2 separate regions of the Mus musculus genome follow, and region 2 is linked to region 1. A link is a contact called in ENCODE Hi-C or POLR2A ChIA-PET data. All regions are on one chromosome and are shown on one strand. The core of a region is the stretch at or near the end of the contact, and the rest is flanking DNA. Distances in the headings are between cores, read along the strand shown.

What was found. Hi-C counts contacts between places; a loop is a spot of excess contacts on that map. ChIA-PET counts read pairs that join two places held with the same protein, here RNA polymerase II (POLR2A).
Region 2: a map of heart shows a loop between it and region 1 (6-fold over the local background). The contact joins the enhancer-like site here to the promoter of Vcan in region 1. A Hi-C loop is called at or near these places in 4 of 37 maps with a recorded cell type or tissue (adrenal gland, heart and left cerebral cortex). POLR2A ChIA-PET finds 5 or more read pairs at or near these places in 1 of 5 experiments (Patski).

What each region holds. Positions count from the first base shown.
Region 1 is chr13:89,741,057-89,744,520 of GRCm38, reverse strand. It overlaps Vcan (versican), which reads left to right and starts at 2,009. Exons shown (of 15, transcript NM_001081249.1): 1 at 2,009-2,448. All of the region lies in intron 1 of Gm4117 (a long non-coding RNA gene), which reads right to left.
Region 2 is chr13:90,514,537-90,517,912 of GRCm38, reverse strand. All of the region lies in intron 1 of Gm35111 (a long non-coding RNA gene), which reads left to right. Among named protein-coding and RNA genes, the nearest start is that of Gm35111, 33 kb to the left of the region's middle. Within about 2 kb of position 1,937, at least 2 of the 3 ENCODE cell types and tissues checked have a DNase peak (open chromatin) inside an H3K27ac peak, as active enhancers do; they include heart, where a contact is called at or near this core.

The sequences.
Region 1 (3,464 bases), core at 760-3,259:
TATGATTTCCCATCATGTGTACATGATGCTTGCAGTAAATACTGATCATTATCATGTCTGGGAAACATGTAGCAATCTATTACTAGTTTGCTTCTGCCCTACTTCTTTGTAGACTTGTTTATTCAAGTGTATTGTGAAGGGAGAATAGGATAACAGAGAGTTGATAAGCTTTTAGGCCAATGATCTGTCGCAAAGTAGCCTTGGGCAAACCACTTAACTGTAAAACTCAAACTAGGTTCACTTGAATTTAAGAAATAAATTAATGATAATAACTTGAAGCGTTTCAGAGAAAAAATCTATCTACCCCAATGCCTGGAATATAAATAATAATGGAAATTCATTATATTTTATTTTTCTTCTTTCTGAATGAATTCCTATTGATTCAAGAGCTGTGTTCTGATAAGCATCTCTGGTCTGTGCAAGCTTGGGGTGAGTCTCTTTCCATACCTGGTTGTGTTGGCATGTTAAATGCAGTGACTGAAGTCTGATGTCAAGATGTGGCTCTCATTCTGCACAATATATGGGATGAAATTTCAGTTTTAGTAATGGCAGTACAATCGTCGCATAAAGGTTAAATAAGTCACTGTAAGCCAAACTGATTTCGAAATGGCCCGTAGTACAGTTAAGTCACTCACTACAGTGAGTGTAAGTAAAAGGACACATGAAATACACACCGGGGGATGAAATTGTACTGATAATCCTACCACATGTTTATCACTTAAGATCTATGATCATATTGAATCTACAAACCTTAGAAAAGGAGCCCACATGCAGAAGGGTCTAGGTTACAACTTTAGAACTGTGGTTGGCAGCCAATCTAATTAAAGAAATCCAGGGTAAAGACAAACTCTCTGCGTTAATCACTACCGTTTCTGAAGCCCTGTGTTTGATGTCATTCTCTAAGCAAAACATTCAGAGTCAATAATTACAAGGATATTTCCATATTGGTGTAGGAGGAAAAGTTTGTAATTGTTTCAGTACCCTGAGAGTTACTTCGACATGTCTTGCGAACTTATTTTGTCCTCTCTCTAGAAACTCATACTAGACTTCAACGTAACGGAAAATTCAAAGTCGCCCTTTTGTGAGGGTCAGAAATCCTTTGTATTAACTGTTTGACCCTTTGCTCTTTAAGGTCCTAATGGAGTCTTTTGTGATTCAGTGAAGGGTGTGCTTCTCTATATTGATGTTGTTTACATCGATGGATAAGCCTGAGTAGGGGAAAAAAAAAATTGCGAACGTGAAAGATTCCATTTCCAGACAACATGGAAAGACTGGTAAGTCAAAGAAATCTGAGTTAGGCAGAAAATTCTGCAAGATATCCTGTGAAAGACAGAGGTATGGAAGAAGGAAGGAAGCGAAATACATTTAAGGAAAGACGCGGATTTGTGTCAGAGAAAGGATTCTCTTTGAATGGGACAAGGGATTGCTTGGGGGGATTTCCTGTCCAACCCTTTATTGCCAGGGTCTTTGTGTAGGGCCTGATGCCGCGGGCTCCCCATTGGGCAGTTCCCTAGGGAGAGCAGTCACGAAAAGCTTTTGCGTCTCCCTGGGGCTTGGGATCTCACTTTCTCAGTATCTCTTTCAGGTTGGCAGGAGCATTGAGCCTGACACCTCTTCTGATGGGACGAGCAAGCTCCGTGGTCGCATTAAACACATTATACGCAAGTTCTTGGCTGATGTTATAGAGTCCCGTCCGCTCCTAAGGACTGACCATACTTAATTGCTCTGTGCTTGCTGGCCGCAGCAGAGCCTGGGGACTCCTTTCCCCTAATTCAGAAGTAGCAGCCCAGGGCGGGGAAGAGGGGGTGGGGTGGGGATGGGTGGGAAGGCAGTTGTTTGAGACTGCACAGCGAGGTGGTACCGAGTCGTTGAATGAGGAGCACGGATTCCCCCCACCCCCAGCCGATTGGTACTTCTCATCAGGAAGAAACGCTGAGAGGTGGGAGTGCCTGGCCAGGGAGGCAGGCGGTCCCTACCGCAGGCTGAGGGAGCTCCTTTCCGCCCCTCCGCCTGTTTCCAAGCTTGGGCTCTTTGGAGTGACTGAGCTACGGAGCTCTTCAGGAGCCTGTGAATGAACCCTCCTCCTCCTCTCCCTCCTCCTTCTCGCTGAGTCTCCTCCTCGGCTCTGACGGTACAGTGATATAATGACGGTGGGTGTCACAACCCGCATTTGAACTTGCAGGCGAGCTGCCCCGAGCCTTTCTGGGCGAAGAACTCAAGGAGCGCGGGCGCAGCAGCTGTGAGCATTAGGTGCTGTGGCCAAGCGCTGGGACAAGGATCTGCCGCTACCAGCGCATCCTCTCTCCTCTCCAGCTCTGTCCCGCACTCGCTGCACCCTTCCCCAGGCCACCGCGCTTCCTATGTGATCTTCCGGGGCAACGCGGAGCCCTTTCTCACAGCTCAGCAGTGAATTTCCACCCCGAAAACTGCAGTAAGCCGCCTTTCAAGGTAATCACTTTTCTTTTGTTCCCCCATTTAAAAGAAAGAGGGAAAACTTGTTGGGAAAAGAAAACCGTCCAGCTTAGTAGGGGGAAAGACTCACATTGTAATTGGAAGAGGGCTTTAATTAAAGCCAAGAGGACTAGCTGTAAGGCGAAGTTAGAAAAATGTGCGCACTTTCAAACATGAAGGTAACTTGTTAAAGAGATGAATTCAGATAGACCTTGGTGCTGAAAAAGAGCTAGACAAAAGAAGTCCGGGGTGGGGTAGAGGAAAAGGACAAACCGAATAGGGGGAAGGGATTTTGTAGCGAAATCCTAGAAAAGTCCTGCTATCTTGAGTTGGAGGAATGGAATGGACTCCTCACACCTTGATTTTGTTCTCTTTAAAGTGGTCGAGGCAAAAGTTTGAATGGAGAGTCCCCAAACTTGCCCAAATGCAAGCCCCTGAAACCACCTTAGGGCAGACCACCTGGTTTCCTGGCTCCGTGTGTGTGGTCAGTATCTTTGGTTCCTGGAAAGTCACCTCTGGGCAGCTCCTGACAAGGCAGCAGGATACTTTAGCGGCCCAGGACCTGCACGGACATGACCCTTTCCCCCAACCCCTCAGGCAATGTGGGAGGCTATCTGGCAGGGGTTGGGTAGGGTCCTGGGGCTGCTTTTCTTTGATGACTTGAGGGCTGTCAAAGCTCTCTCACGTTGCCCCTGTGTTCTTTTGTCCTGCGCGTGGTGCTCCCGAGCCAGCCGGGAAGGCGCATTGGATGGGGGTGGGGTTGTTGGAACACCGTAGAGGTCTGGGAGGCTCCTGGGCGGGAAAGCTTTCCCTGAACTGGAGGGGTGTGCAGTATCTCCCCCCTCGCTCTGGAAAACGAAATGAAGGCTTGTCCCCCAATCTTTACTAGCAAACCAGGACCCATAGATTCTCCAGACAAAGGTGGCGTGGAGACTCGAGTTGGGGACCAATTGGTGCAGTCTTCTCGCCTGGATTACAGCAGTCCTCTGTTCCCTTCTGTATCTTCATCCGCT
Region 2 (3,376 bases), core at 688-3,187, 770 kb before region 1:
AGTGTTTTAAGTGTCCTGCATCCACAGAGACTTTAAGGACAGAGTCAGAGAAGGCAGATTTTTATGTGTTGCCTTTGTTGTCTTGAAAGAGCAGACTCTGCCAAAACGATAGCAGCCATGCAGAGCCTAGCATCTGCAATCTCTAACAGGTTTCAGATTTCTAAAAATGACTTGGAAAATCACATGTCAGCAAACTAGAGGGGCAAAAGGGAGCCACTGATAGGGAATCAGTGAATCTCACGTGTATTTGAGATGCTGTGACAAAAACATGCAATGCACCAATCACAAGGTCTGCAGTGTTTCATTTTCCTCTTCATGACAGTGATTACATTTATGATGTCTTTCAGAGACTTGAGCAAAGAACACAAGCTGAAAAATCAATACAGCAAATGGCAAACATGCCAAGGGTGTGGATTAGAATGGGAACCAGAGCCAGTGAGAACATGGTGTTTGGGTAACATTGTGCCTGCACTGGCAAACTTTAATCTGTTATATTTTGTATCTAAAATATATGGAAACACACAGATGTGGTGAGAATGGGACAGATACAATTAGAACAGGCAGTTTGGGGATGAAAATCAGATACCTCTGATTACACTTGGTCCATGCCATGCTTATCACAAATGACACAATGAAGGCTCCAGAATGGAGGACAACTGCCATACAGGTATATCTTGTCGCCTAGGAGTCTGTTGCTTTGTGTTGTCTCTCTTCAATTCCTTTCCACTCATCTGATTGTGATTCTTAAACCCTCAAGTCTTTATATTTGCTTTGGTTGTATTACTGCCAGACAAGAAGAAATGGACAACACAATTATATCCATATGCCTACTATGACAGAACTCATCTTAAGGAAATGCCGATGCCCAAGATGAATGGTGGTGCTCTCCAGAGGCTGTTATGTCACTTTAGTCCTTGCATGCAGCCTTAGTAGACTAATGATTTGAGAACAGAAAGAAGGCATATTTTGTAGAATATATATATATGCACACACATACATACATACAAAATATTTTACATCTATGGGTGGTTTTAAAGATTATTGCTCTATTTGTTATTATTGTAAAGGCTAACATCTAGACTTTCTTTAAATTATGAGTGCTTAAAAATGGAAGACTCTCACTTCTTAGACAAATGAGTCCAGAACATGTATGTTATGTATGTTATGTATGTGGGTTAGGAAGAACAGGCAGGCACTGGTTAAATTCCCATCAGCCAGGAATTCTGAGCATCCCAACTGAACATATGCACAAAATCCTGAAAAAGCGTTTGAAATTTAGCATTGCAGTAACATGTTTAAAATAACTTCAGAGTTGATCTATAACCAGGGCACTTCTAGGTTTAAGCAAATATAGCAATTAGTTTTTCATTTTTTAAAGGGAGCTCATTTTGTGTAGCTAAATATAAATCAAAAAATTTTAAACACTATCCTCCAAGGCAGTTTAATTTTGAGCAGAATTTGAACGAAGAAGTAAAACCAAATCTCAAAGATGCTTCTGGTGTGGTAACATGGATCCTGGAGTGCAGCCTCAGAGCCATTTGGCTGTAGCCTCACATTCAGAAGGGCCAGCCAAGGAGACACATAGGCAGACTGCTTCAGAGAGATCAGCCTAAACCAGTACCATTTCTGAGACCAAATTCCCCTCAGAAGCACTCTGTAAATCCCCGAGTTCCTGTAGTAAGAAGTCTGTCCCTTTATTTAGTTTCATTGTGTGTTATCATTAAATGGGAGGAAATGACAAAAGCCACAGTCAAGGATAACCATGTGACACTGGCTTAGGCAGGCATAGGGTGTGTCTAGAGTGTGTTTCTGCTCAAAACTGGGTTACAAATGTGACCTAATGCTTGAAGCCTGTAGCTCCCAAAGAGGAGGAAGTTGTGCAGTGTTCTGGTGCTGATGGCAGGTTGCCAACCCAACAGAATTGCACAATCAGCTTCTAGGACATGCTGCATTTTTTTTCTCTCCCCAGAAATCAGTAAGCCACACTAGAGGGCAGGCTAACCTAGACCTTTATTCAACCCCTGCCCCCCACCCAAGAACAAGAATTTGCTCCCTTGTGTCTGATATAAGCATTATAGAAATAGAAGCCTACAGTTGAAAAAAATTGTGGCACTCTACGGAGCAAGCAACAGAGATTGTAGTTTGTGTGATACATCTATTTTACTCTGTGCTTGGAACATGTAAGGACAGCGCCACTTTAAGTAAAGCTTAAGGAAAAGTAAACCAACAAAAGGCAATGAAAATAGTGAATAACATGTCGTTATTAACTTGAATGAATTAATTAATATGTTATCAGAAATTAATACTATCAGACTAAATTAATATTAGAAAAGGGGTATTTCTTGACCAGTAACATCTTCTGTACAGGAATAGAAAATACAGTAGACATTGTCACTGCGGTGCAAGTCAGATACATAATGCTAGTTTGCATCTGATATCCTGCTTTTATTTCATTTTCTTCAGTGTGGTCATCAAGCACTAAAGGACTTGAGAATATAAGCTGTATAAAGTGGACTGTCTTAGGAACAAGGTTAATATTCTTCCTCCTGGACTTGCCCCATACCACCTCAGACTCCTCAGCCCTCCCAAGGAGTTTAGGATGTAGTAGAAAGTCACATAAAATTTCCAATCTGAACACTGAGCATATGTATTGTTAAAACATTGGTTGATAGCCACAACTGGCTTCTTGCTATTCTTTGAAAATATCTATGTAGAAGATTATCCTATTTTCCATATGTTCTGTGCTAGTCCAGCTTCTCCACAGACATGGAGACAACAAGATATACATAGCAGTCGATTTGTCAAAGAGGCTTGTTGCGTGCAATTCTGCAGTCTGAGAGGTTTCAGATCTGTAGTTAAAGACAAATGTAATGCCACATTTCAGTAATCTGTGCATTTGGGAAGCCAAGGCAAGAGGATTACCAAAACTTTGAAAATAGCGTGGGCTTCCAAGGAAGACATTTTCTTATAAATGGACAAAAACAAAATCAAAACAAAAAACAAACAAACCTAGAGTCTGCAGACTGGAGACAGTGACGTGGTTTCACATCTGAGTGTAAAGCCCTAAAACCCATGAGAGCTCAGGATATAATATCATGTCTGAGTCAGAGTCTAAGAGACGCAACTGATGCTGCAGCTTACAGATGGAGCTCTGGAGTTCTTTTTGCTCACCTATTCATCCAGGCTTTCAGTAGGCCAGATGAATCTTCTCTGAAGACTGCTTTATTGCTTTTGGGGGTCTACAGATCCAAATGTTAATTTCATCCAGAACTGACCTCCCAGACACAACTAGAAGAATATTTTCACCAAATCTGAGCACCTCAAGGCTCAGTGTCACAAACATCCAATCATCTCAGCTACTCTTTGCTTTGTGCTT